5 separate regions of the Homo sapiens genome follow, and regions 1, 2, 4 and 5 are each linked to region 3. A link is a contact called in ENCODE Hi-C or POLR2A ChIA-PET data. All regions are on one chromosome and are shown on one strand. The core of a region is the stretch at or near the end of the contact, and the rest is flanking DNA. Distances in the headings are between cores, read along the strand shown.

Region 1 (4,360 bases), core at 1,024-3,523, 660 kb after region 3:
TTGCCTCTCACATTTTACAACTACTCCCACTGCCCTGGTCTCTAAAATGAGCTTGGGGGAAACACATGCCATGTCCTGATTAAAAAGATACACTTGTGGTGGGCAAACTCGAAGCAATCCTATGCTTGATGCACATTTTTTTTTTGAGACGGAGACTCGCTCTATCGCCCAGGCTGGAGTGTAGTGGCGCAATCTCGGCTCACTGCAACCTCAGCCTCTTGGGTTCGAGCGATTCTCCTGCCTCAGCTTCAAGAGCAGCTGGGAATACAGGTATGCGCTACCCGGCTAATTTTTGTATTTTTAGTAGAGATGGGGTTTCGCCATGTTGGCCAAGCTGGTCTCAAACTCCTGACCTCAAGTGATCTGCCTGCCTTGGCCTCCCAAAGCGCTGGGATGACAGGTGTGAGCCACCGCGCCGAGCCTTCATGCATAATTCTTGGCATTTATAAAATACTATGATGCTTTCAATCACCAGGTGAAGTAAGTGGAAAGGGGTGATCTTAATTTCACAGGAAATTCAGTTTGAGATTGAGGGAAGTGCCCCAAAACACACAATTATTAAGGAAAACAGCCTGGAAGATGTCTCAGTTCTTCAACTCCCAGGTATTACTGAAGAGATTATAAGTGCGTAGTCCCAAAATATTTCACCATGAGCCATTTAAGACATTTCCTGGGACCTAAATTGGCTGAAATTCTCATTCCCAGAAGCACAAGAGGTTGAGCACAGTGGCTCACGCCTGTAATCCCAGTACTTTAGAAGGCTAAGGCAGGAGGACTGCCTGAGCTCAGGAATTCAAGACCAGCCTGGGCAACATGGTGAAACCCCATCTCTACAAAAAATACAAAAATTAGCTGGGCGTGGTGGCGCATGCCTGTGGTCCCAGCTACTCAGGAGGCTGAGGTGGGAAGATCACTTGAACCCAGGAGGTCAAGGCTGCAGTGAGCTGTGATCATGCCACTGCACTCCAACCTGGGCGACAGAGTGAGATCCTGTCTCAAAAAAACAAAACAAAACAAAAAAAAGCACAAGGAAAATGGGTGAGTTATAACAACATACTTGGATGTCTCTCCAGATCAATGGGAGTGGTTAACAGAACCACTTGCAAGAGATGGGACAGTAGCAATGCTTTCATATGGGGCAGGAAGTTGCACTGGTCACAGGCAGCATAGCACTAGTGGACAGTGCCTTCCCGGGCTGCAGAGTCAGACAGTCTCAAATTAAAAACACAAGTGAGTGGTGGAACAGGGCTATATGTATAAGGCCTACTCCAGCACAGTCATAATTTAGCGATATAAAGCATGCACTGCACCTAGCACAGTGCATGATACATAAAAGTCAAAAATGTGTTGCGATTCCTACCTCATGCTTCCACTTTCTCCTGAGGAATGTAAGCAATGATTATTTTTCAGTGGTACCACCTACCAGGCATGTGGCACCCTGCCTGCATCTCATGTAATCCTCACAATCGTGCTCAGGTTACTATTAATATCTCCATCTCACAGTTAAAACGGAGTTCAGAGAAGAAACTTGCTCAACTTAATGCCACAGTTAAGTGACAAGGACCAGTGTTCCTATCCAAGGCTTTCTGATTTCATAGCCCCCACTCTCAACCATTAATACCAACTGTCTACGTGGGAAGCCTTGGGGACCAGAAGCGCCGTCTGAAACTTCAGCCACGGCGTCTAAGGTGTCTAACGTCCTTTTCACGACCGTCGCCTGCTCAAATCTGCCCTTGAAACTCTGAGAGACAGGGGTCCCGTTTCTGGCCCTGACTTGCCCCTGGCTTCCTGTGCAGCTAGTAAGTCCTTTGCTCTCACTAGCCTTTAGTTTTTGCTTCTGATAATGGGCAAGTGGGTATGTAGGGTGGCACACAGCAATACTTACAACCCCTGCAAAATGAAATATATTAACCTCGCTTAACGTTTTAGAATTCACATCAAGCCAAGGGGACAGACGGCGGACTCGAGACAGAAGACGCCGACGGTTTACCCCTTACCCCCTTCCTGGTAAAAGTATACTGAGTCCCATCCCACCTCTACTCCACTGTCACCCCTCAGGCGGGTCCAAGGTCAGGGATGGCACAGGCCCTCACCCCCTCGTTGATGTGGTCGTAGATAGCGTCCGCGCCTTGATCGAAGGCGCGCTCGAAGAACATGACGCCCACGATGATGGTGAGGGCGAAGGTGGAGGTCCTGCGGAACAGCAGGGAGTACAATTTCGAAGTCAACGTCGCGGCCGCCATGTTTCTTCACAGTCCAACTCGCGCCACCGCGCCTGCGCTGGGGCCGACCTCGTTCCCCAAAGGCCCTAGACGTGCAACACTTTATGGGATTTGTAGTTCCTCTGAATCTCAGCCTTCGTGTTTTGAACCACAGAGGTATTCCTATCCTGGGAATGAGGAAAAAAACTCAAAAGGTTCATATCAGGACAGCCCAGATAATCTGATAAGATTTATTACCCAATTTTTCTTCTCCAGAATTCCTGGCTGTTAGAATATGTCAAACTACAACTCCCAGAAGCCCTCGCGCGCCATCACCTTCTCCCCGCCCTCCGCCCAGTCCCGGCTTAGATTCCCAAAGCTCTCTGGGAAGGGCGAACTGATGGCCAAGGCGAGACTACGAATCCCAGCAAGCAGTACGCGACGCGAGGACGCAGGAGGAGGAGCCCGGAGCTGCAGCCACCGGGGAGCCAGGTACCTTCCGCGAGACGTCGAGGGGCGAGTCCTAGTCTCTTTTCTCCGCACTGGAAGACTTGAACACTTCCTTCTCTGTGCGTACGCCCTGCGGCGGGACGCACCATTTCTTGGGATAGGGTGTGGATAGAGGGGCGAGGGCAGCTGGGTTCCCGAGACCCTGGCTCAACTCTTCGCCTTGTCCCCTGCACCAGCCCCAAGTCTAGGCCAGGAGCTGGAGCCTGCGGCAAAAGTCTTGTCCTGGAGGTTAAACCCTTCACCCTGGATTAAGGGCAGGGACGGATCTGCCCTGCTTCCTGTTCCTCTCACCCCTGGGCTTCGCACCGGGCAACCCTGGTTTGGAAGGCTGGAGACTTGGAACCTGCTTGGGATTGAAAAGAGCAAGGGCTTTGGAGTACCTGGGGCATTCAACAGATGTTTTCCCAGCGCCTGTTCTGGTCCCTGCTCTGGGGACCCAGCAGTGAACAAAGTCCTTGCTCTCACAGAGCGCTCAATCTACGGAGTGGGCGGGTGGGGAGATGCAGTACAGCAAACAGATAGTGCTTTGGTTGACTGGAGAGGCAGTGGTGGTGACATTGCACCCTGGGTAGCTGCTCTGGGGGGTGACACTTGACTAGAGACCTGAATGAATAGTAGAGTTGAACAGGAAAACGTTGGTGCAAAGGCCTTGAGGCAGCTACAGTCCTGGGATGTTTGAGGGAAAGAAGTAGAGTGGACTGTGAAGAGGTTGACTCCGGTCAGCTCATGTCTGGCCTTGGAACCCACCTTACGGAGTCTTGTTTTCTTTGGTTTTTGTTTTTAGAGACAGGGTCTCACTGTGTTGCCCAGGCTGGTCTCCAACTCCTGGGCTCAAGCAATCTTCCTGCCTCGCCCCCCAAGGTGCGTGAGCCACCGCGTCTGGCCAAGGAGTCTTGTCTTTTTCTAGTTGCACTAGGAGGCCATTGAAGGGTTTTCAGGAGAAATGCGACAAGATTTAATGTGCACTTTAATGTCATCATCCTGGCTGGTCTATGGAGAGTGGACCGCAAGGGGGAAGTTATTGTAGTAGATCATTTGAGGGAAGATGGGTGGTTATTTATTTGAGATGGAGTCTCGGTCTGTCGTCCAGACTGGAGTGTAGTGGTGCTATCTCGGCTTACTGCAACCTCCGCCTCCCGGGTTCAAGTGATTCTCCTGCTTCAGCCTCCCGAGTGGCTGGGATTACAGGCGCCTGCCACCATGCCTGGCTAATTTTTTTTTTTAGTAGAGACAGGGTTTCACCATGTTGGCCAGGCTAGTCTCAAACTCCTGACTTCAGGTGATCCTCCCATCTTGGCCTCCCAAAGTGCTGGGATTACAGGCGTGAGCCACCATGCCCGGCCTGATGGGTGGTAATTTAGGTTAGGGTGTGGAGCAGGGCAGTGATCAGATTTGGGATGTAATTTGGGAGGGAGGGCAGACAGAGCAAGCTAGCAGATGTGTGTAGGGTGCACAGGAAAGAGGAATTGAGGAGGATATCTAAGTTTTTTTTGTTTTTTGTTTTTTGTTTTTTTTTGAGACAGAGTCTCACTCTGTGCGGCTGGAGTGCAGTGGCACAATCTTGGCTCACTGCAACCTCTGCCACCCATGTTCAAGCAATTCTCATGCCTCAGCCTACTGAATAGCTGGGATTACAAGCGGATGCCAAC
Region 2 (4,685 bases), core at 2,088-4,587, 790 kb before region 3:
AGGGCTTACCATGTGCCAGACCCTGTACGTCTTAAGCAGCCTGGAATACTGGAAAGAACACTGCAGAAGTCTTACCTTGGTTCTGGCTCTACCACTAGTTGAGTGACCCTGGACAACTCCGTTTTTTTTCCCTGAGCCTCAGTTTCTTCATAGGTAAAACAAGGAGACTATACATTATCTCAAAACTCTCTCCTGGCTCTAACACCTGTTAAAATTTATAAGAGGTAAAACTTGGTCCTGCCCAGTGCCACAGACATCACAGGCACTCAGTAAATATTTGATTTGTTATCGATTCTCCGGTTACACGAGGAATCTGAGGTGTCTCAGAACATGGTTTGAATGGAATAACAAGTGAAAGTTTAAGTCCCACTTCCTTCTCAGACTCCATAGTCAACTTCATTCTGCTTTTTGTGCTACAGAGAGGAGGAAGCACTAAACTTGAAGTTGGAAAATATGAACTCTGACCACCACTGCTCATTTAGCTATGGAACCTTGTCATTTCTGGGCCTGTCTCCTCATCTATAAAAAAGCCATACTTGGCTGGGCATGGTGGCTCACGCCTATAATCCTAGCATTTTGGGAGTCCAAGGCGGGTGGACTGCCTGAGCTCAGGAGTTTGAGACCAGCCTGGGCAACATGGTAAGACCCCGTCTCTAATAAAAATACAAAAAATTAGCTGGGCGTGGTAGCACTTGCCTGTAGTCCCAGCTACTCAGGAAGCTGAGGCAGAAGATTCACTTGAACCTGGGAGGTGGAGGGTACAGTGAGTCTGGATCGCGCCACTGTACTCCAGCATGGGCAACAGAGCAAGACTCTTCCTCCCCACCCCCTACAAAAAAATCAAAAAACCATATTGACCTCCCAGCTCCAAGGCTCAAAGGCACTACATGCCTTCCTACCCTAGGGCCTTTTTATGCTGTTTCCTCTGCCTGGAATGCTCTGTGAGCTTTTTTTGCCAGGCTAACTTTTACTTATCTCCAGGGGTCAGCATAAACTTGCATTTTTAAGAAAAGTATTCCCTTCAAAAAAAAAAAAAGTAGAGGATGGGCATGGTGGTTCATGCCTGTAATCCCAGCACTTTGGGAGGTTGAGACAGGAGGATGGCTTGAAACCACCGTGGGCAACATAGTGAGACCCTGTCTCTACCAAAACAGAAAAAAAAGTAGAGAAAACCCTCACCCCTGGTGCACTCTTACAGCACTTATCTCAATTGTTTACCTTAACTATTATAGCATTTATTGCAATTGTTACAATTATTTATTGTCCATCTCTAGGATTATTAAGCACCACAAAGCCAAGAACTATGTCACCACTGTACTCAGCATTTGGCTAAGTATATGACACAGAAGAATCCAACAAATATTCTTTGAATGAAAGAAAGAATGCATAAACTAATGCATCTAGAGGCTTTATGCCTCTAGACTATTGTACTGTGAAACCTTTCACAATTTTCTAAGAAACAGGGTTCAAGACAGGCAACCTATATTACACAGCTGTTAGAAAAAGTTACTGGAAATCGGCCGGGTGCGGTGGCTCACGCCTGTAATCCCAGCACTTTGGGAGGCCGAAGCGGGCGGATCACAAGGTCAGGAGTTCAAGACCAGCCTGGCCAATATGGTGAAACCCCATCTCTACTAAATATACCAAAAAAATTAGCCGGGCGTGGTGGCGGGCCCCTGTTGTCCCAGCTACTCGGGAGGCTGAGGTAGGAGAATCGCTTGAACCCGGGAGGCAGAGGTTGCAATGAGCCAAGATTGTGCCACTGCACCCCAGCCTGGGCGACAGAGCAAGACTCCATCTAAGAAAAAAAAAAAAAAGTTACTGGAAATCATTCGAGTTGAAGGACTCTGTAAGCTTAAAAAAAATCTTTTTTAAGAGACAAGGTTTTGTTTTTAAGAGATGAAGTCTCGCTATATTGCCCAAGCTGGTCTCAAACTCCTGGACTCAAGCGATCCTCCTGCCCTGCCCTCCCAAAGTGCTGGGATTACAGGCATGAGCCACCACGCCCAGCCTAAAAAAATTTGTTTTAGGCATTTCCACCCCTAGCTCTCTCCAGAAGTCTGTTATCACCAGTGAAGAGAAAATCCCATGCTCCCTTGCTGAGGAAGTGACCCACTGGTAGCCCAGTCCTTGCATTCAAGATGAAGGAAGTGACTGTCCACAGACGGAAAGCCAGGAAGCAGGGGGCAGATAGCCAGCCCCCCTCCACCTCAATACCCTCTTGCCGCCTCTCCAAAGCTTCTGGACGCTGACCCTGGTGGACCCAGAGGTGGGCCACCCACACAGGTGGCTGGGAAACATAGGAGACAGAAGGTTCCTACTGCTGGGGGAAAAGATGGGGAAGGCAGGAAGCTGCAGGGTGGTGTGTGAGGTGGCGGGGAGGTGACTGCAGGTGCAACTAACCCAACTCTGAAGCTACCCTTCACCCTTAGACAACTCTTCCTTCCAGGAGGTGTTTGGCCGAATCCCTCTAGTCTTTAGTCTAGAGAGGCCAAGGGAGCTTCCACAGGAGGACTCAGAACCCCAGGTGGCCTACTTTCGCCACCTGTAGCAGAGATCTTTGGGCCCCAAAAAGAATGGTCCGATCTCTCCTTACCCTTAGTCCTGTCCTAAACCTCAAGGGGCTCCATACTCCCTTATTTTCTGCAAAGAGCTCCCAGCCCCGGGGGACTCCCAGACACCAAGATGCCCGCGAGAAGCCTTGGGTCTTGGCAGGGAAGTCACATCCTCCATTTCCCTCAGAAAACCCAGAACCCGGGGTAACTCTCCTAATTGTCCTGAACCCTAGAGGATCCTGTACTCCTCAAATTCCACAGAGCTTCCACTATAAGAGAACCCCATGCTTTTCAACTTCCTTAAAAAGGGTTAATTTGGGGGTCTGCGGCCGCCAGGTCCCTCCAAAAAGCTGGATTCCTGGCAGACCCAGAATCTCTTCCTCCCCGGGACCTCAACTCGCGGGAAGCCTCCCAACCCGCCTGCCCCTCGGAGCCCTCTGTCTCCAGGATGCCCTGCCTCCCCATTCCCGGAGTCCCACCCTCCAAATGCCTGGGGAGCGCTGTGCCCACCCCGCCTCCCAGCTTTTCTGAGGAGCTCGGACCCACGAGGACCCAACCAGCCCGAAACCCCCGAGAGACAGCCGGTTTCCCTCAGGCGCCATGGAACCGGACTTCGGAGATAACAGCGGGACAGGGCGGAGCAGCCCTTCCTTACCCGCCAGCGCGGACATGGTCCCGGGAGCGCGGAAATGGGGAGGAGGAGGCGGGGGACACAGCAGCTCCCCTCAGTTCCCTACAACTCCCCTCAGCTCCTGCCGCCGCCGCCTCAGGCGCGGGAAGACCACAGCCCCAGGCGCGAACGGGATGCACCGCCTACGGCGCCCTGGGAGGACCAAACCACACCTGGCACAGGGGACTGCCCGCCGACGCCCCGCCCCGCCGCTCTCAGGCCTCGCTCCCGAGACGCGGCCCCGCCCCCTGGCTCTGGCTCGGGCTCTGCAGCGGCCCTGGCGCCCCCTAGTGCGAGCGGCGTCCCCTCGAGGTGCTCCCGCCGGTAAGGTTGATTCTGCGGGGGCCGGAAGTCTCAACACGGATGACAGTCCGCACCCATCTAGTCGCCCTCATTTACAGATAGGGAAAGTTAAGGATCAGAGGCTAAGTTCGACTACATTGAAATGGCTTCGCTCATTAGGAGGAGAGCCGGGATGGGAGCCCAGGCCTGCTAACTGCCAGTTCAGAGCTCTTTCCAGTAGTGTTTGGAATCAGGAATATTACAATGGAGGAGCCAGGTCTATCCCACAAACAGCTTTGAGGATGGACTTTTCTTAGAAGCTTCTAGCTCAGAGAAACCACTTCTCTGCGCCACTATGAGTAAGCTGACAGTAAATAATCTCTAAGTCAAAGACAGTTGGAGGCGACCAACCAGCATTCCAGGAGCAGATCCTCAGCCAGGCCAATTAGGTTTAGCGCAGGACGCTGGAGCTTGTGCGCCGCATTGGAAGACGAGCACTCCCCTGCAGGAACATGGGCCTACCATTCCCAGGTCTTCCAACCTTTCAAAACATGCCAAAAATCCAGATATTTAGGTGAAATTTGCCACTTTTAAAAAATGTTGATAGCATCAAAAAGTTCTTAAAATGCCATGTAGACCAAATGAAACACACCTGGCCACTAGATTTGCCCTGTGGGCTGCCAGTTTACAATCTTCTATGAGGAGGAGGGATTACAGGACTAAGAGTTAGGACAGCTGACTGGGTTATGGCAGCTGCTAGCTGGCTGAGTAGCTTTGAGAACCACTTCCGCTCATTAGGTTTGGAAGGAGATTGGGGTCCTCTGTGTGATTAAGATATTAATACATCATCAGCCAGGCCAGCTGGTCCCTGATGACCCACCCTCCCATCAGATTCTCTCACGCTGGGTCTTTCACAATTGTCATTTCCTTACATCAGATTTAGATCACAGGAAACATGTCCAAATGACCAGAAAGAGGATGGAGCCCAGGGAAATGGATTCTGTCCCCTCCACCCCCACCCCTGACCAAAGACAAAGTTCAACCCAGCTGCCTCTGGTCCCAGCAGTTGGGTAAGCAAAGGCAAAGGCAAAGACAAAGGCGAGCACAATTCTCTTCCTTCCTGCTCTAATTCAAACCGGATGCCGGTCAGATTTTTCTCTTCTGGGTGTGGCAGGTGG
Region 3 (4,404 bases), core at 404-2,903:
GCCAAGAAGGTACCCACCTGTCAATGGGGTGGATAATGATGGGGATGGTCAACAGCCCAAGCGCGGTGGTGGTCCACTTGCGGACAGCCAGGGGCCAGCGGGTGGCAGTGCCCAGGACATAGAGAGAGGCAGCACACACGCGGTTGATGGTGAAGCCCGGAATGGCCACAGAGGCTAGAGCCTGCCATACAAAGGTGTCCACCACAGCCACAGTCACCCTGGCGCTGCGGCCTGCTTCAGGGCTGGGCACCTGGTGGGCGCAGAGACACTTAATCCAGCTGGGGCAGAGGCAGAAAATCCTGCGACAAGGGGCACGAGGCTAGACCGGGAGGGGCAAGTGGCCAGTGGACTTGTCCGCACCCAGGAGTGGGGTACAGTCTGCCACATCCAGTTCGGGGAGTGGGAGTGTGGGGGCAGGGGTACACTGTCCTACAAACAGGACTGTCTATGGACTGCACTAGGCAAGGTTGTAGGGACTGGAGTGTCCCACAGGGACTTTATCACATGCAAGGCTGTGGACTGAACCACACAAGAAGAGAGCTAGGGTTGGGGGTTGGAAAATAGGCTAACACTCACCTCTCCAGCCTTCTTGCCTTTGTCAATGGCATCCGCCAGCACGTAGGAGCTGGCCACGCCATAGCTCAGCCACACCACCGCCGCTGGCACAAGAGAGCGGAAAGCCTCGCCCACCTCATTGGCATAGCCTGGGGGAGGGAACATTTAATTCCTAGGCTCGCAACTGTTCCACGAGGGGGCGTTGGAGCAGGCTGGTTCTCATCCTAGCCAGCTAAGCAGTCCCTGGGTGACCTTAGGCAAGTGACTTGACCTCTCTGAGCCTCCCTTTCCGAGATGTAAACTGGTGCCATGATGCCCACCTCGGACTCGGGCCACTGAGGGCGGACTGAGCACTGAGTCACTGTTACCATTGCTTATTGGTTAGATTTCCTGGTCTTGGTCCCAGGAGTAACTGCACTAATGAGGTGACAGGCACCCAGAGGGGCAGAGTGATCGAGGGCAGCGCCACTGACCAGACGCTCGCCAAGTGCCAGGGCTTTCTGCGCTTTATCCCATTCCACCCTCGCAACCACCACCCAATGAGAGAGGCCCTCGTGTGTATCTCGTTTGTTTTTTGTTTTGTTTTTGTTTTTTTGCCGAGGAGGAAACTGAGGTTCAGACAGAGCCAGTGCGTGTCAGGACCGAAATGGGAGTGGAGATCCCGACTCCACAGCCAGCCAGAGCGCATGCCAGAGCGGGCAGCCCGCTCACCCCATGGGAGCTTCCGCCCTGGGCGACCCACCAGGGTAGTGTGACCTTGGGCAAGTCCCTAGCCCTGTCTGAGCCCAGTCTCCGGCCCAAAAGCAGAATGAGAACTAAGATCATCCCGCCTCCTCCAGGCCCCGGGCGGGCGTCCGGCGACCCCTGCTTCTCCAGCCCAGTGGTGGTGGGGTCGCCGCGCCCGTCGCCCCGCGCTCACCCAGGTATCGCACCCACGTGTCCCGGTAGAGATCGCGCTCTGCGCCCCGCGGCTGCGGCTCTGACATGACTCTCCCGCCACGGCCCCGGCCACTACAGCCGGTACTGGCTCCACTGCAGTCTCCGCCGCCGGCACTTGGGTCTGCCCGGCCGGGACCCGCCGAAAGTCCCGCGCCGAAGGACAGGTCAGGAAATCTCCGCCAGCAGGGAGCGTCTGCAAATTCCCCCCGCGCACCGAAGCCCCTCTCCCAGGCTCGGGTTTTACAGACTGGTTTTCGTCACGTTTTCTCTGAGCTGTTGGCGCTAATCGCTCCCAGGACTGAGTGTAGGTTTTGGAGCCAAAGAGACAGGGGATCAAGTTGGGGGATGCTACACTGCAAAGCTTGTGACCTCGGGCTTATCCAGCATCTCTTTATTCATTTGTAAAAACGAGGGAGGGACACAGGCTGGGCCCGTTGGCTCACGCCTGTGATCCCAGCACTTTGGGAGGCCGGAGGCGGGAAGATCTCTTGAGCCCAAGGGTTCGAGAACAGCCTGGACAACATAGCGAGACCTCGTCTCTACTAAAAAAAAAAAAAAAAAATTAATGTAATAAATAAAATGGGGAACACAATAGTGTCCACTCCCTAGGATGGTTCCGAGGATTAATTATAACAGTCACCATTTATTGAGTTTATTGCCAGTCTACATGTTCGCTAAAGGACTCTCCATGTCTTACACCTGAAACCCTCCCACCAGCCTGGGAGCCCGTTTTACAGGTGAGAAAATGGAGGCACAGAGAAGGTGGGTCATTTTCCCAGAACACACAGCTGCTAAGTGGTGAAGTTGTGATTTGAATCCAAACAGTGTGGATCCAGATCCCGTGCTCTTAATGCGAGCTCTAAATGAGGCTAGAGGAGTGAACGGTGAGCCCCTGGGAGGTAGGTGCCTGGACTCTGGAGTCCCTTCTCAGCAGTCGCCATGTATAACTAGGAAGCACTCGCATTTAACTGGATCAGTATGTCCCCAGACTGAGCTTCTTGGGGACAGGATGTTGGATGAATTAATTAACGAATGAATGAATCGGGCAAGGGAGACAGAGTTGGGGTTAGTGATTACAACAGGAGGAAGCCTTCCCCCGCTGGACCTCAGTTCACCCAGGTGAGCAATGTGTGCACTTCACTAAGTCTCTGTGACTCCTTGGCGGGTATAATTGAGCGGCGTTGGAGACAATCCTGGGTTCAAATCCTAGCTGTGCCGCCTACTGGCTGTTAGCCTCCCTGAGCCCCAGTTCCCACGTCTGCAAAAAAAATGAGAGTAGCCAACATTGACGAGCACTTACTTATACCAAGCTCTTAAGCGCTTTGCACGGCTTATTTCCTTTAATCTTTGCAACAACCCAAAGTGTAATAGTAAGCACAGGGTTTTTGCGTGATACCCGGTAGGCCTTATTAAGAATTAGCTCTTATTTTCATCAAAGGTAGAGAAAATGAGTAACTATTGAGGCCCCCGCTGGCTCCCTACGGAGGCCCCCGCTTTCAGCCCTAGGCGCCTCTGTCTTGTAGGGCTGTATAGGACAGTCCGGTCAGCAGTTACCTCAAGCTGAGCTGGGCTTGTAGGTTGGGGAGGGTGGTGGGTGGGAGAAAAGTTGATGGGGAACGCAGCGGTTCCCACCCCCTGAAACACCGGCAATGCTGGCGTGGAATTATTAGACAGTCCCTAAAACCACGTGATCGCTGCTCCTCCGCCTCCCTCTCATTCTGGGCCCAGTGCTAGCTCCGCAGGCGCTCGCCCGGACTCACACTTGGCTCGCACGGGCTACGCGGCACGTACTGAGCAGCTGGCGGGGCAGGGTCTCCGCCGTCACTGTGAAGGCCGTGGGGAGCATCCTTAGTGCCCTGATCAAAGATGGCGGAAGACAACCCACCAGCTGGACCAATCAGAAGGCAAGCTGGGCGTGGCCCCTTGGGAAAGCTCACGCTAGAGAGCCGAGGAGGATTTCTGCGCATGCGCCCTATCTATTGGCGTGAAACGGCTGCTGGGTCCGGGTCCCTGACGCCGTCTGAGTTTGGGCCTCTTGAGTGAGAGGCAGCGAGGAGCCTAGCGGTGGGCATTGAATTTCACTCCCTGCGCACTGAACGTTGCTTTATTCATTGGTTAATTTTCCTAACAGCGTTGTAAACCCAGGCCGGGATGTCCTGAGCGTTCTGGCAGAGGCCCGTGCAGCCTCGGCCCCTTCCGGTCCGCGCTAGCCTGGCCTTTGCCCTGAGCTCCCTCAGCTTCGCAAGATGAGCTTCCCAGACGGGGCCGGGGCCTGGCTCTGAGGGAAAGGCGTTCCCGCCAGGTCTGGGGCCGCCTTCCCATGTTCTCTAAAGCCCAGCACCTGTGGTTCGTTGGCGGGGCTCGTGGGATTGGGGTAAGGGCTGTGGTTTCGAGGCCGTCTGTGGCCGCCCCCAGCCCCTAGTCTGCGAGACGCCGGCCCCGCCTTTGGGCGGCCTCCTGCCTGGGGGGCCTCCAGGCCTGGCTACGCCGACCGGCACCTGAACTCCCTGCACGCGTTGCATGCCTCCCACAGAGATGGGACTGCTTAGTAAGACCTTGCTCAGGTCAGTCAGGAAGCGGGTTGGCGGGCACCGCGGGACACTCAGACTGGCAAACACCCTCTCCGAGTGCTGCTCTCTTGATCCCACTTAGCATTTTTGTCTCGGGGTTGCTCACATGGAGGACTGCTTGGTGAGAGGCCGGTAGCACTGAAAAGGGCACTGGACGATCTGCTTTTAGCATTCACTCCCACCCCCAACCTCCCTGGCCCTCCCTGCAGCTGCGATCCCTGTGGGTCATTTCCCTGGCGCTTTGTTTGCATGGAGAACAGCGGGTGGGTACCCGAAGTCCCAGGAAGCTCTGAGTCACTGACAATCATTAGTAATCAAAGAGGCAGGCCGTGTGGCCCAG
Region 4 (4,575 bases), core at 2,036-4,535, 540 kb before region 3:
GGAGAGGAAGTGGCTCCACAAGTGCCATAAAAAGAACTGAGATTTTAAGTTTATATACCAACAATAAAACAAAGGAGACATTGCCCCTCTTCCTCTTCCAATGCCTTCCTCAAACTGTCTTATGACCTTCTCCTTTTAAAAAGCTGTCCTTTCATCTTAACAAGATTCCATCTTAAGTAGGAGAAAATAAGGTCTTGGTCCTTCTGTATGTAATACCCCATCATTCAACATATTGGTTTCTCCTTATGTCTGAGGGCTCCCTAGATCAAAATTTAGAATTAAAAAACATTAAAACATAAACATGATCCATATCTAGCGACTTTTCTCCTCATTAAGAGTAATGTAAGTTATCACATAGCAATTAAGAAAACACTTACTGAGTGGTTATTCTGATAGCCTGCTCTCTAAACTCCTCCTTCCTAATAAATGCATCTTGATATGTTGTGGTGTATGTGGGCAAAGATGCACTAAACAAGGACCCTGCTTTCAAGGAGTCTGCTATCTGCAAAGACAGTAAATGCAGGCAAGTAACTATTTTACAGGATTTTGTATACAGATAGAGGATACATAACGAAATGTCATAAAACTTTAAAGCTCTATTCTGGCTAGTTAGGAGACTCATGGAAAAGAGGGCATAAGAGTTGGATACTGAGAAAATGGCAGTTTTGACAGATGAAAAGCCACAGAGCAGCAGTTCCAAAGTAGAATGAGAGTATGAACAAAAGTGCAGAGATGGTAAAGGATAAGGCATTTTGGAAAATGGCAAGTACCATAATTCACTTTGGATGGAGCATCCTCAGTTTGCACTGAGGGTCTGGACAGAAACTCAGGTCTTCTAATTCCCAGTAACAGTGCTGGTGGTAGTGCTTGCTCAGTCGTTGTCTCTTTTCTCACAGCAAGGTCAACAGTCCCAAAATTCAAAAATAAAAAAAAATCTACCTCCAGTGTTCCTGCCGCATCGTGACAAGCTCTTTCGGGTTCCAGGTCCAGGTCTTGAAAATCTGGAAATCTGGAGTCCATGGCTGTGGCTACACTGAAAGTTATCTGCTCCAACTATTGCAGAACACTGTAGTGAAATCTTTTCAACCTCCAATCCTGGACATCTCATGTTTTGCCACAGAATTTCAAGCTTTGAGTTCCAGTTGTTTTTTTTCCCTCCTTTCTGCTGAGGAAAGCATCTTATCACCACAGTCTTAAGTCTTTTGAGGTACATCCGGATTTAATTACAAAAGAGCAAAAAGACCAACACTTTTTTTTCTCCAAGTCATTTCTCTGGAAGTGAGATTATCTGTCTCTGCCCTTTAGGAAAAGGGAATAGTCAATTGATTTTTTCAGACATTTGAATGAAATAGCATAACTGGCTAACATCTAATCAGACAAAATACACTTAAATGTGTTTGTGTTCACTTGCTTAGGGCTGTACCACTTGGTGAGCACCACTCCACAAAACGAAAATGTTTGAAATCCAATTGTTCAAACATTTTTATAGTGTTTGTTGGATAATGGCCTGAAATTTGATAAAAGCAGCTGACAACTAACAAAGAAGCAAAAACTGGCATCTTGGACATCCTAGTATTACACTTGCAAGCAATTAGAACACAAGGAGGGCCAAGGAAAAAGTTTAGCTTTGAATCACTTCCAAATCTACTGATTTTGAGGTTCCGCAGTAGTTCTAACAAAACTTTTCAGACAATGTTAACTTTCGATTAAGAAAGAAAAAAACCCCAAACATCTTCAGGAATTCCATGCCAGGTTCAGTCTCTTCCAGTGAGCCCGCTTGCTAAAAGTCCACGTGCACCATTAATTAGCTGGGCTGGCAGCACCATGTAAAAAGAAGCCTATTCACCACCAACCACACAGCCTAGACATGTAAAGTAGGATCAAGTAATGGATGACAACCATGGTCGTGGAATATGGTCAATGAGAGTCAGAAAAGTACAGGCACCAGTACAAGCAGCAGATAACAGAGTTGACGGGCCAAAGGATAAAATAGGCTTATTTAAATAGGATGCTACAGAACACATCCACTCCTAATTGTAGCTGCTTTACACTGGGTGCCATTGTACCATATGCATCAGCCACCCTTCAGGCACCCCATGGTGAAAGAAAAGGATTCAGAATAGAAGCCAAGCAGGGGACTGTTGTTAACCCCGAATATCCATTATGCATAGAAACAGCTCACATATCCCAGGGACTCAAACAGGGCTTCAAAATGGTTGTGAAGGGTCCCAAATGACATCTAGGCCTCAGTTTCCTCTCTGTAGCATGAAGAAATTGTGATTCTTAACTCTTCTGGGTCACAGCCCCCTTGGAAAACTTGCTAGCGATGGATCATCATTCCCCTAAAACGCACATTCCCACAAATTCCCATCATTCCCCCAAACCGCACATTCCCACAATTTCAGGAAGTTTGGGGATCCCCAACTCCAATCCAAGGTTCCCAGGTTCAAAACCCAAGGATTGGGGAACTGCTAAGTTTTCTTACAACTCAAAAAAAATTATAAACAATAACCATCCTTTACGTACACCCACGCTTTATAGTTTACAAAGCGATTTCAACCCCACACACATTGATAGGCAGAGGAGGAAACTGAGGCGCAGACAAATTACAGAGTGACTCGCCTAAGGTCACTCCGCCAACTGGTGGCTAGGCCCGGAAGAAAACCCAGCTCTTCCGACTCCGGAGCTCGTCTCCCCACCCCGGGGCTGCCGCCAGAGCTCCCGCCCCTCACTAAGGCGGCATAAGGAGGAAAAGGCAAAGTAGAAATCCCACAACCAACCATCCTCCGGCCCCCTCCTGCCCCCCCAACTGGGTCCTTGCAGGCCCCGAAGGGTGGCGCCAGGCCTCCAAGCCGGCCCCGGCCACCCCCGCCTCCCCGGCCGCTCCAAATCCCGCGGCCGCTGCCGCCGCCGCCTCCCCCGGAGCGGGGCGGAGCAGCTGCCCGCCGCCGCCGACCACCCGGACGACTCCTCGTCGAATCGCAAACGCATAGGCCGCCGCCCGAGTTCTGCGTACGAGAAGAAAGACGCGGCGCGAGCGCCAACGGCCACCGGGCGCGCGCCGCGGCGGCCGGGCCTGCGCCCCAAGAGCTGGATGCCAGAGCAGGAGAAAGAGCCGCCAACCGATCGCTCGATCGACCGCACGCCCGTTCCTTCGCCCTACCAGACCCGGGAGGGGGGGAGGGCGCGCCAGGGCTTCTTCGATTTAGGGGCCTGACTCCCCGGCGACGAGACAAGATGGCTCCTCCGGTCCGCACCGCAGCTACCGTCCCGGCTGCGTCGCTCGGCCCGCCCCCGGTACTGTTTCTTTAAATGGCGGAGAGGGTCAGGAAAGCAGGAAGAGAGGCGCACGCTGTCACGTGACAGGGGCGGGACCGGCCAACCAAGATCCGGTCACATGGGGACACGCAGCCCGCCAATCAGGAGGCTGTACATCAGGGCGGGGGCGGGAGGAGCTGCAGCTTTGTGATTGGCTGAATGCTCCGCGGAGGCCTCGGGGGCTTGGGGCGTCGGGGAGTGTGCGAGGTGGCCGGGGCTGTGTGCACTATCGGAGACAAAGCGGTGGCTGTGGTGTCTGTGACGGCGGCGGCAGAGCAGCTCTAAACGCCGAATTTCGTGTTGCTGAATCCTGTCACCATCTCAACTAGCGCGGCGCGCGGGCGGCGCGCGGGCGGCGGCGGAGGCAGCGGCGGCGGCGGCGGAGGCGGCAGCAGCACATGGTTCCAAGAGCGCTCTGCGGCTGTTGGGTTCCAATTCCGCGGGGAGGGACAAAGGCAGTTGTGAGATCCGGGTAGTGCCCGGTCAGGTGGTGCGCTCGCCACTGCCCTCGATCCGGTCCTTGGAAGCCGGGAGTAGCTCCTCTTCGTGGGGAGGCGGCCACGGGACCGAGGCCCGGGAAGGGCCTGGGAGGCTGAGGCTGTTGTCTGAGGGACGTGGGGGCGGGGCGCGGCCTGCCCGAGGTGCTGTGGGCGGGTCATTTGTGAGGTGTTTATGTGGGCCAAGTGTGAGGTAATCTGACCACCACCCTGAACTGGGTTTGGTCCGGCTTTGAAAAAAGAAATCGTGAGTGCCTAGGAGCTTTTTCACTTGGGAGGTGGTGAAGCTGCAACTTGCGCCATATAACACTCCGTCGACATCTTGGTCTCCGGTCTTGGGCCTGTTTAAGAATCCTGGCATCACGTGTGGCGAAGACATGGCTGATCAGTTTTCTGACAGAAGTGGGTAAATTTCCGCGTTGGTAAATTTCCTGACAGGAAATTTCGGGGAACCAAAAAAGGCTGGAAGAACATGAAGATGGAGCAGTCATAAACCACCCACTCAAGGACCATCTCCTTCAGGACCATCCACACGAGACTCAGATTGTCTGAATTGAGCTATCGCAACTTAATGCTAAAAGCTCCTTAAAGCTACAGATTTATGACATAGTTCCTTCCAAAATATTACATCATAAATCATTGAGAAGATTAAAAAAAAACACTTGAAGAAATTGTAGTTTTAAACATCTCTGCATATATTTTGGATAGCTACTAGGTTACTTTAACTGTCATTAAGGAGCACAGACTTACTGAAGCTTTA
Region 5 (4,801 bases), core at 990-3,489, 970 kb before region 3:
CTGACCTGTGATCTGCCCACTTCGGCCTCCCGAAGTGCTGGGATTACAGGAGTGAGCCACCGCGCCTGGCCCTACTTTGGTTTTCTTAAGATGAGATCTCGCTCTATCACCCAGGATGGAGTGCAGTGGTGCCATCACAACTCACTGCAGCCTCAACCTCCTGGGTTCAAGCAGTCCTCCCAACTCAGCCTCCCAAGTAGCTGAGACCACAAACATGCACCACCATGCTAGGATACTTTTTTTTTTTTTTTTTTTTTTTGAGACAGAGTCTAGCTCTGTAGCCCAGGCTGGAGTGCAGTGGTACAATCTCACTCACTGCTACCTCTGCCTCCTGGGTCCCGATTCAAGCAATTCTCCTGCCTCAGCCTCTCAAATAGCTGGGATTACAGGCATGCGCCACCATGCCCAGCTAATTTTTGTATTTTTAGTAGAGATGGGGTTTCACCATGCTGGCCAAGCTGGTCTTGAACTCCTGATCTCGTGATCCACGCCTTGGCCTCCCAAAGTGCTAGGATTACAGGCGTGAGCCACCGCACCCAGCCTTTTTTTTTTTTTGGTACATCTTCTTTCATACCTATGGGGACCCCTCATTTCTAAGCCCATAGAGACAGGGCTTTGCTGGTTCCGAACTCCTGGCCTCAAGCAATCCTCCCGCCTCAGCCTCCCAAAGTGCTGGAATTACAAGGGTGAGCCACTGCACCCAGCGCATGTAAATCTATTTTGTATCAGTGCAGGATATAAATAAAACTACAGTACACTTAGACAATATTCATTTGCCTCTGAAACCGGCAGAATAAAAATAAACACAGTTCAAGAATTCATGCTTAGAAAATATAAATCTACTTTAGTAGAACATCTTTAGTTATTTTTCTGTTTTTAAAAAACTTTTTTTTTTTTTTGAGATGGGGGTCTATGTTGATCAGGCTGGTCTTGAACTCCTGGCCTCAAGTGATCCTCCTATCTCAGCCTCCCAGCATGCTAGGATTGCAGGCGTTGAGCCACTGCACTGGGCCATCTTTAGTTATTTTTAAACCACATGTATGTACTATTTTGACAAAAATTATACCTAAAAATATATATATTGAAGAAGAACACAAACCTTCTCCTGGACCTCCACCACCACCACCCTTTGGAGTAATGAGTTCTCGACGAAGCTTAGCAAGACGAGCCTTAAGCAGCCCTAAGTGGTGTGCTGTGGCCTTGTTCTTTTGAGTCCGAGCCATCTAAAAGGGAGGAATCACAGCCATAAATTAGAAGCAGTGAACGCTTCCCCCAGCTTTGAGAGGATAATTTTTTTCCCCAAGTCCTACTAATGTTAGCACACCCAGTTTACAGGCTTTAAAAGAGTAAAAGTCCATTATCTCCTCCATCCAGCTCATTTCCCTCACTACAAAGCAAAGCAAAGCCCAAAGAGGAAAGACGATTAAGGTCATTCCAATTAGTGCCCCCAGACTAGACTGAAACCCGTCTGCGGGTTCCTTTTCTACTATTTGCAGCTGTTTGGATCCATCTAACACTGGGACACCACTTTCCTAATTGTAAAGCGCTCTCAGGGCCGCACGCAATGGAATCACACACTATCCAGGCGGAATAAACTGCTCCCACACAGATGTCATTTTACTTCCAGATCCGATTACCGGGAGCAAATACTCTGAATCAGGGGGTCATTAGGGTAGACACTGGGAAAAGGGGGAATAAGGGGGACGCAGCGAAGGATGATGAGGAAAGATCCTGAACTATCTGACCAAGTCAGAGATGGAATAAGGGACAGGATTCAGTGTTTCTCAGAGCAAAACGGAAAGAAACAACATCAGAACAGGAGCCAAACACTGGGAGGGGGAACGGACTAAGGGCCTAAGGTGCAGGGGTGCGGAACGCGGGCCCGGGCAAAGGGGAGTCCGAGAGCGTAGACGCGGGACGAGGGGAAAGGGGGCCCTGACTGAGGAGAGTCGGGGACTCCTAATCGTGGCAGAGGGCAGTCGGAACACGGGCCTCGCTGAGAGAAGTCGCGGAATCTAGGCCCGGTCCTGACGCGGCTCAAAGGAGAACAGGAAGGAGCGACGCCACCAAAGAAGGAATGCTCAGACTAAGAGTGAACCGCCAGCTGCGTCCATTACCTCTGCTTCTATCTCCGCGATCTTAGCTAAGGTGCTGCTCATCGTGGCGAGTACCCTGTGGCCTCCACACTGTCTCCCTTCACACACCCGCGGGCAAACTGCCACCGCCACCAGGCGCTACTGCAGCACGCAGGCGCGGTACTTCGAATTACCGCGAGAGAGTTCCGCGTAGGGGTCACCGCGAGTCGCAAAGCGTGGGGCTGTCTCCTCCCCCTCACCCGACCCCGCCCCGTCCCGCGAGCCAGTGCGGTGTCATAGAGCCCGCGGGAGCGGAGGCCAGAGAGGCCACCCCTGTCTGGGCCTCCCCGAGCGCGCCGAGGGTCGCGCGCAGCTCGGCCCCGCCCAGCGGGACCCGCTCCCAGCTGCTCTGCATGGTACTGAACGCTTCAGTGCTGGAGACCCCAGGGCGTGGTGCAAAGCCGACTCATGCTCCGCACCCCTGTTCCTCGCCAGCATCTGCGGGTCCTGGGTCCCTTTTTCACAGCTGGGGTGACACCCCGACGCCCTCCATGGTCTTGGAGGGAGTAGAGACCCATCTTCAGCCTGCCTCACCCCCTTGGATAAAGAAAATGCCCCCTTTCTATCATTCAAAATTATTTTTAGGTCGGTTTTGTTTACTCCGAACCCCGAGTAGAGCACATGGGGAGCCCAAAATAAGTGCATACTTGAATGGATAATTCCCAGAGAACTGCTGCTTGCAACATAGTTTGTAATACCAAAAAATTGAAATCTATATTAACACCCATCAGTAGGAAAATGGATAAATGAATAATGCCTCTATCCTGTTTTTGAAATATGATTACAGCCGTTAAAACGTAGATCTGTGGTCTGACTGGCTACCCAGGACATGTTAAATGGGAAAACAACTAGCAGAAGGGCACCTACGTAGTGATACCATTTATGTTATTTTTAAAATTAAATGTACATTTATATAGGTGTACGTGTATGAACGTGCAGTTTAAAGGCCTAAACAGAAAAATACATCAGAAGCTCTTAACTGTGGGATGGGATGCAAAGAAAAGGCCTTTCACATTTTATTCCACAGAATTTTGAAGTTAAATTTTTACAAGACGAATGTATCCATGTATTACTTGTGTAATAATAAAATTTAAAATTTCAAAAGACTCCTCTTCCCCAAGTGTCATGAGGAAGCCAGGACGTCCAGGAACTATGTGGTGGTTTTGAAAGCGGTTTGCCTCAGGATCAATGGGTTGTTTTGATAGATTGATTATTCCAGCGGGAGTCGACAGGCCAGGCTTAACCCACAGTCGACAGGCCAGGCTTAACCCACAGGGCTGGCCTCCACCCAGCCCTGGGAGGGAAGTTTAATTTAGTTAAATTTGTAAACAAGAACTATTCTAACTTCCCAGAGACAAAAAAGGGAGGTTTTCTTGTGCATAAAGAGGGAGAAACAGAAGGGAAAGCTTTTACAGAAGGTCCCCAAAGGGCCAAAGAGAGTTTCTTCTTTCTTTTCTTTAACCTCAGCCTTTTTCATAAATAAATTAAGGGATGATGAGGTAATTAGATCCCACACTATTAGCAATGGAGGAGGGAAGATGAGGAGGTCCAGCTGGAATGGGACATGATCAAAGATCAATCTTAAAAGACAGATAAAATCAAATCAGCAGGCCTATCCTAACTTGAAGTACTTAAGGAATTAATTGGCTGACAATATCAAGGGCATCACTGCTCTGTGAGTAGGTGCTCCTTAGCAAATCTATTATATGAGGCCTGCAGATAAGTTAACACTTACTGCTCAAAGACACCCTGGGACCCACCTTGGGGCCCTGAACTGTCAATAGGCACCAAAGAGTAATACTCATTTTCCCGAGTCCTGGGTGGCCATCCTGTTCATGCAATCGTTATTTACAGAGCTCCAACTGCTGCCTGGCACTGTGACAACACTGGGGACAGAGTAGAGAGTGAATCAGATATGTTCCTGCACATAACAAGTATTTAGGCCGGGCGCGGTGGCTCATGCCTGTAATCCCAGCACTTTGGGAGGCCGAGGTGGGTGGCAGATCACGAGGTCAGGAGATCGAGACCATCCTGGCTAATACGGTGAAACCCGGTGTCTACTAAAAATACAAAAAATTAGCCAGGCATGATGGCATGCACCTGTAGTCCCAGCTACTCAGGAAGCTGAGGCAGGAAAATCCCTTGAACCCGGGAGGCGGAGGTTGCAGTGAACCAAGAATGTGCCACTGCACTCCAGCCTGGCGACAGAGGGAGACTCAGTCTCAAAAAAAAAAAGTATCCAGGCTGGGGCTGGGCACAGTGGCTCACCCCTGTAATCCCAGCACTTTGGGAGGCCGAGGCAGGTGGATCACCTGAGGTCAGGAGTTCGAGACCAGCCTGGCCAGCATGGTGAAACCCCGTCTCTATTAAAAATACTAAAATTAGCCGGGCGTGGTGGCGGGCGCCTGTAATCCCAGCTACTCAGGAGGCTGAGCAGGAGAATCGCTTGAACCCGGGAGGCAGAGGTTGTAGTGAGCCGAGATCATGCCATTGCACTACAGCCTGGAGCCAGGACGACAAGAGCGAGACTCTATCTCAAGGAAGAAAAAAAAAGAAGTATCCAGGCTGGGAGGCCAAGGCCAGGACCTTAGGTTCAGCTCCTAAGAGCCATAGCTACCCCATGTCTGTTAAGTACCAACTGCAGCAAGGAGAGCCCATTTGGTCAT

What was found. Hi-C counts contacts between places; a loop is a spot of excess contacts on that map. ChIA-PET counts read pairs that join two places held with the same protein, here RNA polymerase II (POLR2A). Pooled maps may share reads with other maps.
Region 1: a loop to region 3 is called in a map of CD4-positive, alpha-beta T cell, with 18 times the contacts of the local background. The contact joins the promoter of UQCR10 here to the promoter of MTFP1 in region 3. A Hi-C loop is called at or near these places in 6 of 168 maps with a recorded cell type or tissue (B cell, CD4-positive, alpha-beta T cell, CD4-positive, alpha-beta memory T cell and 2 more), 8 of 37 single-sample maps with no recorded cell type and 13 of 50 pooled maps. POLR2A ChIA-PET finds 5 or more read pairs at or near these places in 1 of 52 experiments (CD4-positive, alpha-beta T cell).
Region 2: a loop to region 3 is called in a pooled map, with 17 times the contacts of the local background. The contact joins the promoter of LIMK2 here to the promoter of MTFP1 in region 3. A Hi-C loop is called at or near these places in 1 of 37 single-sample maps with no recorded cell type and 8 of 50 pooled maps. POLR2A ChIA-PET finds 5 or more read pairs at or near these places in 1 of 52 experiments (MCF 10A).
Region 4: a loop to region 3 is called in a map of B cell, with 19 times the contacts of the local background. The contact joins the promoter of TUG1 here to the promoter of MTFP1 in region 3. A Hi-C loop is called at or near these places in 4 of 168 maps with a recorded cell type or tissue (B cell, CD8-positive, alpha-beta T cell and naive thymus-derived CD4-positive, alpha-beta T cell), 9 of 37 single-sample maps with no recorded cell type and 14 of 50 pooled maps. POLR2A ChIA-PET finds 5 or more read pairs at or near these places in 6 of 52 experiments (CD4-positive, alpha-beta T cell, HEK293, WTC11 and 2 more).
Region 5: a pooled map shows a loop between it and region 3 (7-fold over the local background). The contact joins the promoter of DRG1 here to the promoter of MTFP1 in region 3. A Hi-C loop is called at or near these places in 1 of 37 single-sample maps with no recorded cell type and 6 of 50 pooled maps. POLR2A ChIA-PET finds 5 or more read pairs at or near these places in 1 of 52 experiments (OCI-LY7).

Annotation. Positions count from the first base shown.
Region 1 is chr22:29,765,282-29,769,641 of GRCh38, reverse strand. UQCR10 (ubiquinol-cytochrome c reductase, complex III subunit X) reads right to left here and starts at 2,273. Exons shown (of 2, transcript NM_013387.4): 1 at 2,094-2,273. The coding sequence starts at 2,243. It overlaps ZMAT5 (zinc finger matrin-type 5), which reads left to right and starts at 2,635. Exons shown (of 6, transcript NM_001003692.2): 1 at 2,635-2,770. RefSeq lists enhancers at 2,142-2,191, 2,101-2,750, 2,552-2,781, 2,751-3,400.
Region 2 is chr22:31,210,950-31,215,634 of GRCh38, reverse strand. LIMK2 (LIM domain kinase 2) reads right to left here and starts at 3,337. Exons shown (of 16, transcript NM_005569.4): 1 at 3,211-3,337. The coding sequence starts at 3,226. RefSeq lists enhancers at 1,729-2,654, 3,617-3,796 and a silencer at 3,237-3,636.
Region 3 is chr22:30,423,017-30,427,420 of GRCh38, reverse strand. It overlaps MTFP1 (mitochondrial fission process 1), which reads right to left and starts at 1,653. Exons shown (of 4, transcript NM_016498.5): 1 at 1,475-1,653; 2 at 577-704; 3 at 18-250. The coding sequence starts at 1,541. SEC14L2 (SEC14 like lipid binding 2) reads right to left here. Exons shown (of 12, transcript NM_012429.5): 12 at 2,118-4,404. RefSeq lists enhancers at 274-834, 835-1,393 and a silencer at 3,011-3,120.
Region 4 is chr22:30,967,975-30,972,549 of GRCh38, reverse strand. TUG1 (taurine up-regulated 1) reads right to left here and starts at 3,285. Exons shown (of 3, transcript NM_001396518.1): 1 at 771-3,285. The coding sequence starts at 3,193. The coding sequence ends at 2,732. It overlaps MORC2 (MORC family CW-type zinc finger 2), which reads left to right and starts at 3,776. Exons shown (of 26, transcript NM_001303256.3): 1 at 3,776-4,575. RefSeq lists a silencer at 2,765-3,014 and an enhancer at 3,045-3,374.
Region 5 is chr22:31,397,042-31,401,842 of GRCh38, reverse strand. DRG1 (developmentally regulated GTP binding protein 1) reads right to left here and starts at 2,239. Exons shown (of 9, transcript NM_004147.4): 1 at 2,118-2,239; 2 at 1,100-1,223. The coding sequence starts at 2,159. RefSeq lists enhancers at 2,130-2,179, 1,307-2,212 and a silencer at 2,300-2,579.